2 separate regions of the Homo sapiens genome follow, and region 1 is linked to region 2. The links are chromatin loops, found by intact Hi-C in ENCODE. Cell type or tissue: breast epithelium. All regions are shown on one strand. Each heading gives the region's core, and the rest is flanking DNA. Links, peaks and the distances in the headings are about the cores only. Region 1 has its middle 18 kb from the start of ARMC12. Region 2 overlaps LHFPL5 (LHFPL tetraspan subfamily member 5).

Region 1 (9,418 bases), core at 3,902-6,401, 56 kb after region 2:
CAAGATCGTGTCACTGCACTCCAGCCTGGCAACAGAGCAAGACTCTGTCAAATAAATAAATAAATAAATAAATAAATAAGTCTCAGGTAGTTCTTTATAACAATGTGAAAATGAACTAATACAGGTAGCATGGAGCGTGCCTTCTAATTCCACAAGTTACACTCCCACCTATGCCTAAGAGTCCTGTCTCTATGCTCCTTAACTACAAAATCTCTATTCCATGGCCTCTTTGTCTCCTAGACTCATATTTGACTCCAACATCCCCCAGAATACAAGTATCCAGGGTGATATGCGAATGGAGAGATTCCACAGTAAGAGTTAGATTCCCTTTGTCATCCTGCCTCACCCCTACTGACAGGGCTGTACCAGACACAGTGGCCCACATTTCCAGCTCTTACAAACAACAAAAATTTGCCAACCGTGTCCTGAGAGGATGTCACTGATGCTCAGCAGTTAGCTTTGATGGTTTCCAGTGTTAGCAGACAGGATACATTACACAGTGCCTCCTCCCCACTTTCCAGTGATGTGGCCTGGAGTATCTTCGGCCTTGGGGAATCTTCCCCCAGATTCCACCCATGGGTCAAATTTTAGGAATCAGCTCACTCCCTTAGAAGCAGCTGTGATTCTCATGCTTGTCCTGATAGTCTGGACCTTCTGGTGCTCTCTGTAGAAACAAGGAAACATCAGGAGATTTAATCCCACTTCAGGAACTCAGCTCTCTTTCTCTCTGTCTTCATTTCCTCTTCTCACTGCATCTCAAAAAATACATAAACTTTTTTTTGTTGTTTATTTTTGGGCTTTTTTTTGAGACACAGTTTCACTCTGTCACCCAGGCTGGAGTGCAGTGGAACGATCTCAGCTCACTGCAACCTCTGGGCTCAAGTGATTCTCCTGCCTCAGCCCCCCAAGTAGCTGGGACTACAAATGCGCGCCATCATGCCTGGCTAATTTTTGTATTTTTAGTAGAGATGGGGTTTCCCCATGTTGGCCGGGCTGGTCTTGAACTCCTGACCTCAAGTTATCTGCCCGCCTCGGCCTCCCAAAGTGCTGGGATTACAGACGTGAGCCACAACGCCCGGCCAAAGTAGGCATCACTTTGTTTGTTTGTTTGTTTGTTTGTTTGTGACAGAATCTCACTCTGTCTCCCCAGCTAGAGTGCAGTGGCACAATCATGGCTTACCGCAGCCTCGACCTCCTGGCTCAACCCATCCTCCTACCTCAGCCTCCCTAGTAGCTGGGATTACAGGCGTGTGCCATCATGCCTGGCTAATTTTTCTCTCTTTTTTCTTTTTTTTTTTTTTTTGGTAGAGGTGGGGTTTTGCCATGTTTCCAGGCTATTCTCAAACTCCTGAGCTCAAGCAATCTGCCCACCTCAGCCTCCCAAAGTGCTGGGATTACAGGCATGAGCCACTGTCCCTGGCCATCACTTAGTTTTGACTGTAGGACTCCTTGGCCCAGCTCATGGGAAAGAACATTCTAAGGTGGCAATGACTGAGCAACTCGGGGGCAATAAGGGGATTTTGAGGAAAGGAAGACATTGGAGAGGAAAGGGGGCCTCCCAGGCTGGGGTTTTGGTTTATTCTTGGGCTCAGGGGGAGCAGGTGTTGTAGAGGGGGAAGCTCCCTCCATGCCCTTCCTGCTTCTCTCAAAGGAATCCATGTCATGTTCCAGGACACACAGATGGCCATAGTTACTTGTGGGGAGGAGTCACAGTCATTAAAGGCTCACACTGGAATGTAGCATTGAGTATTCTTCTTCCCATCCTTGAGTGGAAGAAGAGAACTGACCCAGTGCCTGGACCCTTGGAACAATCACCTGTTGTATTGATTACCTTCTTGCATAAACGAATTCCCCCAAAGTTTAGTGGCTGTATTAGTCTGTTCTCACACTGCTATAAAGAACTACCTGAGATGGTAATTTATGAAGAAAAGAGGTTTGTCGATTCACACTTCCACAGCCTGTACAGGAAGCATGGCTGAGGCATCAGGAAACTTACAATCATGGCGGAAGGCAAAGGGGAAGCAGGCGCATCTTACCATGGCAGAGAGAGCAGAGGGGGAAGTGTCGCACACTTTTAAACCATCGGATCTCATTGAGAACTCAGTCACTTTCATGAGAACAGCAAGCGGGGATCTGCCCCCATGATCCAATCACCTCCCACCAGGTCCCTCCCCCAACATTGGGAATTACAGTTCGACAGGAGGTTTGGGTGGGGACACACAGCCAAACCATATCAGTGGCTTAACTCATTATTTTTTATCTCATGGTTTCTGTGTGTCAGGAATCTATCACAGCTTAGCCATGTAGTCTGGCTCTGAGTTTCTCACACTGGCTGCGGTTGCAGTCATCTTCAGTTTCCACTGGGGGGTGCATTTGCTTCCAGGCTTATTCGAGAGGTTGTTGGCAGGTTTTGGGTCCTTACAAGCTGTTGGATTGACAACTTTGGCTCTGCAGAGTCTGTTGGCCTGGGTCCTTCCCGGGTTCCTTACCATGTAGGCCTGTCTACAAGGAAGCTCACAACTTGGCAGCTGCCTTTATCAGCATGAGCATGTGAAAGGGCAAGAGAGAATGGGAACAAGAGGAATCACAGTCTTTTGTAATTTAATTTCAAAAGTAACATGCGGCCCGGGCGCAGTGGCTCACGCCTGTAATCCCAACACTTTGGGAGGCCGATGCAGGCGGATCACCAGAGATCAGAAGTTCGAGACCAGCCTGGCCAACATAGCAAAACCTCGTCTCTATTAAAAATTTAAAAAAATTAGCTGGGCATGGTGGCAGGCACCTGTAATCCCAGCTACTTGGGAGGCTGAGGCAGGAGAATTGCTTGAACCTCGGAGGCGGAGGTTGCAGTGAGCTGAGATTGTGCCACTGCACTTCAGCCTGGTCGACAGAGCGAGACTCCATCTCAAAAAAAAAAGAAAAAAGGAACATGCTCTCACTTTGCCATATTCTAGATTAGAAGCAAATTACTAGGTCCAGCTCAGATTCAAGGGCAGCAAATTAAACAGGACATATTTAAGAAGTGGGGGTCACTGGGATAGTTTTAGAAGGCTGCCTACCACATTTGCCATTTATTATTATCAGAGATGTATAAAGGTTGTATTTGATGATGATAAAAAAAATTCCTGTTTCATAAAAATGAAACCAATCTCGGCCGGGCGTGGTGGCTCATGCCTGTAATCCCAGCACTTTGGGAGCCCAAGGTGGGCGGATCACAAGGTCAGGAGATCGAGACCATCCTGGCTAATACAGTGAAACCCCGTCTCTACTAAAAATACAAAAAATTAGCTGGGCATTGTGGCGGGCGCCTGTAGTGCCAGCTACTCGGAGGCTGAGGCAGGAGAATGGCGTGAAATCAGGGAGGCAGAGCTTGCAGTGAGCCGAGATCGTGCCACTCCAGCCTGGGTGACAGAGTGAGACTCCGTCTCAAAACAAAAAACAAAAAACAAAAAAAGAAATGGGGGTCTTGCATGGTGGCTCACGCCTGTAATCCCAACACTTTGGGAGGCCAAGGCAGGTGGATCACCTGAGGTCAGGTCAGGGGTTCGAGACCAGCCTGGCCAACATGGTGAAACCCCCGTCTCTACTAAAAATACCAAAAATTAGCCAGGCGTAGTGGTGGGCGCTTGTAATCCCAGCTACTCAGGAGGCTGAGACACAAGAGAATTGCTTGAACACGAGAGGCGGAGGTTGCGGTGAGCCCAGATCGCGCTGTTGCACTCCAGGCTGGGCAACAAGAGTGAAACTCCTTCTCAAAAAAAAAAAGAAAAGAAAAGAAATGGGGGTCTTGCTATGTTGCCCAGGTTGGTCTGGAACTCCTGGCCTCAAGTGATCCCCCTGCCTGTCCTCCCAAAGCACTGGGATTACAGGTACCCGGCCCCTGCTTTAAGTTTTAAGACACACCTGGGGACTCCAGCCAAGTTTTGCTTGAGAACCCTGTGTTGAGGTCCTACTGGAAGCCATGCAGTGGGGCTGGAGTTCCCTTTGTGTCTGTCTCTCATACATCTCCTTCAGGTAATCAGTTAGAGAAGTAACTGGCCATCTGCCTGGCCAAAATCATCTACCAGCACCCTACCCCATCACAATCCCATCAGAGGGAAACTCTGATTGGTTTCCCTTCCTGTAAAGTCCAACTATCCCAACCTGGAGAGCTCTTCTCTCTCCTCTCTGGAGATCCAATTCAAGCCACTCCTCTTCTCTGAAACCTTAGAATTAAATGAGAAGATGAGAAGAGATGTTTCTTTGTAAATAGAATTGCCTGAGGGTCAAAGAGGCCTGTAGTTGAGAAAACAAGCTAAACAGCTGGAAAAAAAGACAGAGGGAAAGGATGGAGTGTCAACTACTGGTTATAAAATTTCTCTTCTTCTTGGCAGGGATTGTCTCTGTGGGGATACAGATGCATCTAGCTGCTGAGCACACAGTAGGTGTCCAATTAGTCTTTGTTGACAGTGTCCCTGTAGTGGTTTTTAAATGCTCACACATTCCTTGATATTCTTCCCTTTAATAGGTAGAGCCTAACTGCCTTCCTTTGAATGGGGGCTAGACTGACTTCTAATGAATAGAATGTGGCAGAAGTGACAGTGTATGACTTCTGAGGTGAGGTCAGAAAAGGCATTGCAGCGTCTGCTCTGTTCTCTCCTGGACGATTTACTATAAGGGAAGCCAGCTGCTATGTCATGAAGACTCTCAAACACCCCTGTGGAGATGCCCACGTGTAGAAAGACTGAGGCCTCCTGCCAACAGCTGGCACCAACTTGTCAGTCCCATAAGTGCGCTGTCTTGGAAGGGGATCCTCCAGCCCCAGTCAAGCCTTCAAATAACAACAGTCCTTGGCAAAAGCGTGACTGTAACCACAGCTTGACTGAGCCAGAACCACCCAGTCAAGATGCTCTCAAATTCCTGTGAGAAGTAACATATGTTTATTGATATTTAAATGACTAAGAGGAAGGGAGCTGGAGAGACATTTTGGGAGGAAGAGGTTTTTGCTTCCTGGTTCTAGTGTGCTTGATTGACAGGCTCCTGCTCTGCAAACAGCTTTCAGTGCCCAGTTCCCAGAGTAACCAGCAACACCCAGTGGCTAGCAGCTTCTCCTGGCACTGTCCACCTTGGGCTGTAGTGTAAGCAGAATACCTCCAACTTCTGCCTCACATACCACCTGCGTGCATGTGGCTTCTGCCGCATCAGGCTCCTGCAGCACCCACAGGTACTCCAGTGCCGCCTCCCACAGCACATGAAGGCCAGCAGCACCCAGTGGGAAGCAGCTTCCCCTGCACACCCCACTCAGTTAGTTCTGTAGTCGAAAGTCTCTGGTTCCACACCTCCTTGGGAAAGAGCTTTCCCTGGCATCCTAGAGGGCATATTTCTGGCAAGTTCCACTGGCATGACAGTACAGTGACTTTTCTGCCACCTAGTGAGCTGTGGGCTGTGCTCTACTCAACAAGGTCTGGATCTCAGCCCTGGGTGGGGAGAGGGTATCTCTTTCTTGGGTGCTGTATCTTGGGAGGTAGGGGCTGCTCCTCATGTCAGCTATTCATTATTCCATAGGGTTCTCATAACTCCTTACTAAACAATTCTTTGTTACTCCAATCCCCTGTTTTAATAATCATATTAAAATTTCCTGTTAAATTACTGTGAGGTTTCTCTCTTGATCAGACCCAAGCTGATACACAAGTTTTCTCATAATTTGTTACATGGCAGCAGATAATACACCACTCCCATCTGATCTTCCCACTGCCAATTCCTTTCATTACCATCAGCCAATTGCCATTATCATGTGCCTGCCCTGAGCAGGCTCTTCCTTCAAGGTTTTTTTTGTTTTTGTTTCTGTTTTTGTTTTTTTTGAGATGGTGTCTGGCTCTGTCGCCCAGGCTGGCATGCAGTGGCGCGATCTCCGCTCACTGCAAGCTCTGCCTACTGGGTTCACACCATTCTCCTGCCTCAGCCTCCCGAGTAGCTTGGGACTATAGGCGCCCGCCACCACATCCAGCTAATTTTTTGTATTTTATTTTTAGTAGAGATGGGGTTTCACCACGTTAGCCAGGATGGTCTCCATCTCCTGAACTCGTGATCCGCCCGTCTCGGCCTCCCAAAGTGCAGGGCATGAGCCACCACGCCCGGCTCTTCAAGGCTTTGGTAAGCAGTCAGATATGTCCTACTGCAGGCAGGCCAGGCACAGTGACTCAAACCTATAAACCCAGCACTTTGTGAGGCCGAGGCAGGCAGATCGCTTGAGGTCAGGAGTTCGAGACCAGCCTGGCCAACATGGCGAAACTTGGTCTCTACTAAAAATACAAAATTTAGCCAGGCATGATGGTGCGTGTCCATAATCCCAGCTACTCGGGAGGCTGAGGCAGGAGAATCGCTTGAACCTGGGAGGCAGAGGTTGCAGTGAGCCAAGATCGTGCCACTGCACTCCAGCCTGGACAATAGAGCAAGACTCCGTCTCAAAAAAAAAATTAGCTGGGCATGGTGGTGGGCACCTATAATCCTAGTTACTCAGGAGGCTGAGGCAGGAGAATCTCCTGAACCTGGGGATGCAGAGGTTGCAGTGAACCAAGATCATGCCACTGCACTCCAGCCTAGGCGACAGAGTGAGACTCCATCTCAAAAGAAAAAAACCACAAAGAACAAAAAACATATGTCCTACTGCAAAAAAGAATAAAAGAACAAGGTATATAAGATTCAAGCTTTAATTTGCCAAATGCCAAGTGAGAGGTTCAGATGAGAAGTGCTGCAGGGTGCACCAGAGGCTAGTATGCTTGAAAAAAGATCTAGGCTGCAGTGGGACGTCAACTTTGATGACACTAGAAGGCACAACCCAGTTGGAAGAAGAGGGAAGGCCATTCTAGCATTCTAGGCAGCAGGAAAGTTGTATCAAAAGTAAGCCAGGTGCGGTGGCTCATGCCTGTAATCCCAGCACTCTGGAGGCCGAGGTGGGCAGATCACCTGAGGTCGGGAGTTTGAGACCATCCTGGGCAACATGGAAAAACCCCGTCTCTACTAAAAATACAAAATTAGCCAGGCATGGTGGTGGCGCATGCCTGTAATCCCAGCTACTTGGGAGACTGAGGCAGGAGAATCGCTTGAACCCAGGAGGTGGAGGTTGCGGTGAGCCGAGATATCGCGCCCTTGCACTCCAACCTGGGCAACGAGCAAAACTCCGTCTCAAAAAAAGGAAAAAAAAAAAATGTTTGGAGGCATCTTCTCTTTATAATAGTAATTTAAAGAAAAAAAAAGAAAACATGTTTGGAGCAAGAGTACACATGGTATGATTAGGGCAGCAATGACTAGTTTGCTCCAGTTTGGCTGGAGCAGAGATGTGGCACAGTAGGCTTGTGGCAGGCAAGAGGATCACACTGTGAAGAGCCTTGAATGCAAAGCTAATTCATTTGGTTTCGTCATGTAAAAAAGGGGTCCAGTGACCACATCTTTGAGGACAAAACTCAACCTTTTGCTGAGAATACATTTATACCTGTCAGATCACGTGACTTTGCTTTGATGCCGAGAAAGATTTCACCATGGCAATGGGGAGCCCCTGAAGGTTTTTGAGAATGGTGCCATGTGTGATTATAAAATTAGCCTGGAGTGCGTAGGGCTGGAGAGGATGGAAACCAGGAGGAGGAAAAGTCAGGCCCAGTGTGGTGGCTCACACCTGTAATCCCAACACTTTGGGAGGCTGAGGAAGGTGGATTGCTTGAGCTCAGGAGTTTGAGACCAGCCTGGGAAACATGCAAAACCTCGTCTTTACAAAAAAAATACAAAAGATTAGCTGGGCGCGGTGGCACACTCCTGTAGTCCCAGCTACCCAAGGAGGCTGACGTGGAAGGACCACGTGAGCCTGGGAGGTCGAGGCTGCAGTGAGCTGTGTTTGCTCCACTGCACTTTAGCCTGGGAGACAGAGTGAGACCCTGTCTCAAAAAAAAAAAAAAAGAAAGAAAGAAAGAAGTAGGCAAGTCCTGATGTGGAGGACAGGGCAGTAGCAGTGGAAATGGGGGAACTAGGTGGATGTGGTGGGGAGGAGAATTTGAAAGTGATGCCCAACACCTTGTTGGTGACATGGGCACACATGGAGCTGGTCGAAAGGAAACGTCGGCATTTGACAAGTTCCACTGGGGTGGCTGCAGTGTATTCAGCAGCAAGAAGGAGCAGCCTCAGGCCTGAACTCAGGAGGGAAACAAGGGATGCTGATTCAGATCTGGTAGTGACTGCCCACTCATTCTGGGAGACAGTGACGGGGTTGGCCTCTCTATAGGCTCTGGCTCTTTCTCATCAGCCCATCCTCATCAAGAAACACCCTCCCTCTTCCACCTGAGTGATATGACCTTGGGCCAGGGATTAAGTGGGGACAGATTTCCTTTAAGTACTTCAGTCCTAAACTGGCCTCTAAAATCCAGAAGCATCAAGATCCTCCTCAGTTTCCATAGGTTTGGGCTTAGAATCCATGACCCACTCTTACGGGGCTTGGACCGAAGAATGTGAGGGCAAAAGAAAAGCTCAGTAGTAGGAGGTTCTAATCCTATTTCTGCCCTAGACCAGTCATGTGACCTTGAGCAAGTCACTTTTCCATTTTGGGTTTGTTTTCCTTTCAGGAAAATGCCAGGGTTGGTCCTGGACGAGACTAGTTTTCAAATCCTGCTTCTGAAGAACACCGGGAGCCCGTGGCTGGACCAGGTTCTTTGTCCTAGATCGAGCAGTCTCAGGCTGGGAATAGCTCCAACATTAGGTTTCTCTCCCGTAGCATTTTCTTAAACCGTTAGCAATCCTTACTGTTTCCCAGCAAGGATTCACAGATAAAACAGTGAATGAGGGCTGGGCGTGGTGGCTCACACCTGTAACCCTAGCACTTTGGGAGGCCAAGGTGGGGGGATCACGAGGTCAGGAGATCGAGACCATCCTGGCCAACATGGTGAAACCCCTTCTCTACTAAAAAATACAAAAAATTAGCTGGGTGTTGTGGCGCGCTCCTGTAGTCCCAGCTACTCGGGAGGCTGAGGCAGGAGAATTGCTTGAACCCGGGAGGCAGAGGATGCAGTGAGCTGAGATTGTACCACTGTACTCCAGCCTGGCGACAGAGCGAGACTCCGTCTCAAAAAAACAAAAAAAACAATGAAGGAACAACTGGGAAACGCAAATGAATGGGGAATTGGAAAATGGATGACCATATTTGGTTTGACAGTCTTCTTGTTTCTGGAAACTTCATGGTTATGGTGTTATATTACTCACACCATTGTTCTGGTTTCCAAAGCTAAGTTTCAATGACTTTTCAGCACGCTTCATAGAGGACTCTAGGACTCCCCAGTGCCCATAACCTGAAGAGACTGGAGAAATGCTGGAGGCAACACTCTCCAAGGACCTCCCCAGTGATGATCTTTTGTTTTCTCAGTGATGATTTCTTTTTTTTTTTGAGATGGAGTCTCGC
Region 2 (2,500 bases), core at 1-2,500:
AGTAAATGGAAAAATCAGGGTCCCACCTCCCCACCTAAATGTATCACGCTTCCTTTGATCTTTTTTAGGAGAAGCTTATTTAGATAGTTCTTTATAGATCACAAAATACTTCATGTACCATCTTGACTGTGATCACCTTTCTGTGAAGTGGGCTGGCTATTAATATCCTCATTTTACAGATTAGAAAACTGAGGGCTCAAAGAAACCAAGTGACTTACCAGCCATCCAGTCATCCAGCTATGACAGGGCCAAGGCCTGAGTTCTCCATTCCTGACTTTCCTGACTTCAAAGTTTATTCCCTCCACCCCCAGAACATGACATCTCTCCCAGGGGCTGAATGTAATTAGCGGTGACATTTCAGACTTCCTACGTGTTCAGTGAAAACTAAGTGTTCAGGAAGATACCCACGGTGGAGGAGAGGGAGCCATCCACAGCTCCGTGGTGAAACCTACGTAGCCAGCCCTTCCCCGACTTGATGTGAGTCCAGCCCTCCAGTGCCTGGCAGGGCCCCTGGCTTCATGGGCAGAGGTGAAGGTGGGAAGGAGCTGCCCTTCCAGGCTTTGCATTCTCTCCATCACTTCCTCCCGTGGCCCCTCCCCTCCTGCACCATCTTCCTGTGGGGGCTCCGGAAAAAAGCCCAGGGCCTCTGACCTGGAAACAGGGTGTTGGTGCCACAGTCCCCTGCGAGCACTCTACCCATCCACCCACGGTTCTGGGGACAGTGGGTGTCAGCCCCAGTTGTGGCATCTCAAGGCTCTAAGCAGAAGCCAGCACAGTGTTCTCAGGCCAGGTTACTTACCCTCTCTGACTTCCGTCCTGTTGTCTGTAAAGTATCTGACTCATAGCAGCACTGTGAGGATTAAGTGTGATCATTTACAGAAAACGCTTACTATGATGTCTTGTACATGGAAAGTGGCCAATTAATGTTAGTCACTGCTATTATTATTGACATTGGAGTCAGACAGAAGCCACCTCAGTGACATGGATGCCATTAGAGCTGCTCACGAATATTCCAGGTGCAAGGCAAGGTTGTACTTCCTTGCTCCGCTCTCTTGAGGTTAAGTGAGGCCATCTGCCTTCCTCTGGCCAATGACATGTGAGCAGAGATGTGTGTATTTCCGGGCCACAGCACTTAGCTGCAGTGGGAGACCTCCCAGAGTTCCCTTCCCTCTGATGCGAGGACAGCTGATGGTGACTGATGCCACTAGCGAGGGTCCCAGGAGACAACAGTGAGAGCGGAGCCCCCACCGATCCCCGGTTGGCACGGACCATAAGCAAGAAATACATAAACCGTTGTTCTAAGCCACCAAGATTTGGGAGTGGTTTGTTACTACGGCATCACTTCTCATGCTCACTGATATAGTTGTTTCTTGTGTTTTTCTTTTCTTTCTTTTTTTTTTTTTTTTTTGAGACGGAGTCTCACTCTGTCGCCCAGGCTGGAGTGCAGTGGCGCGATCTTGGCTCACTGCAAGCTCTGCCTCCTGGGTTCACGCCATTCTCCTGCCTCAGCCTCCCAAGTAGCTGGGACTACAGGCGCCCGCCACCAAGCCCAGCTAATTTTTTATTTTTGTATTTTTTTGTATTTTTTGGGGGGATTATCCCCTGCCCACAGGGCAGCTGTGCCTGGGACTTTCCCAGTTGCATCCTGGATTATGTCACCTGTCTAATTTTTTTGTATTTTTTTGTAACACGGGGTGTCACTGTGTTAGCCAGGATGGTCTCGATCTCCTGACATCATGATCCACCCACCTCGGCCTCCCAAAATGCTGGGATTACAGGCTTGAGCCACCATGCCCAGCCTGTTTTTTGTGTTTTTCACAGGTACTGAGCACTTACCATGTGCAAGGTGTTTTACATGCATTCTATTATCCCATCTTCACAGAACCCCCCTGAAGTGGGTACTGCTGCTATGTTCTACAGATGGGGTACAGTGGAATGTTTGTTCCTCCCAGATTTCCTGTGTTGAAATCCTAACCTCCAGTGTGATGGTGTTAGGAGGTGGGGCCTTTGGGAGGTGATTAGGTCATGAGGGTAGGGCCCTCCACGAATGGGATTGGAACCCTTATAAAAGGGACCCCAGAGGGGAGCGGGGGCAGCTAAAGGTTGGTTAATGGATACAAAAGTATAGCTAGACAGGAGGAGTAAGCTCTAGTGTTCTTTAGCACTGTAGAGTGAGTATAACCAACAGCAATCTATCGTATATTTTCAAATAGCTGGAACAGCAAATTTGAAATCGTCCCAACTCAAAGAAATGTTTTAAGTGTTTGAGGTGATGGATATGCTAATTACCTTCATTTTCTCAGTAGGAAAAGCTAGGAAACATTAGATCAGGCTGCCTGGATTTCAAGCCCAGCTTGTATACATGTATCGAAATATCACACTGTAGCCCATAAATATGTACAATTATTATGTCAATTAAAAACAATAATAAGGCCGGGTGCGGTGGCTCACGCCTGTAATCCCAGCACTTTGGGAGGCTGAGGCAGGCAGATCGCCTGAG

What was found. A loop is a pair of places that touch in the nucleus more often than their neighbours do. Peaks named below come from ENCODE experiments on the same cell type or tissue, not always from the same donor. Only the 100,000 strongest peaks of a DNase experiment are listed, where the experiment ranks them.
Region 1: a loop joins it to region 2, with 15 times the contacts of the local background. A loop is called at or near these places in 1 of 110 quality-filtered maps.

The regions. Positions count from the first base shown.
Region 1 is chr6:35,750,600-35,760,017 of GRCh38, reverse strand. No RefSeq gene overlaps it. Among named protein-coding and RNA genes, the nearest start is that of ARMC12, 18 kb to the right of the region's middle. RefSeq lists an enhancer at 4,201-4,790. In breast epithelium, for the core only: no CTCF peak of the experiment used is centred there; no DNase peak of the experiment used is centred there.
Region 2 is chr6:35,809,735-35,812,234 of GRCh38, reverse strand. The region is part of intron 1 of LHFPL5 (LHFPL tetraspan subfamily member 5); the gene reads right to left. Among named protein-coding and RNA genes, the nearest start is that of LHFPL5, 5.6 kb to the right of the region's middle. In breast epithelium, for the core only: no CTCF peak of the experiment used is centred there; no DNase peak of the experiment used is centred there; H3K27ac peaks cover 282 bases.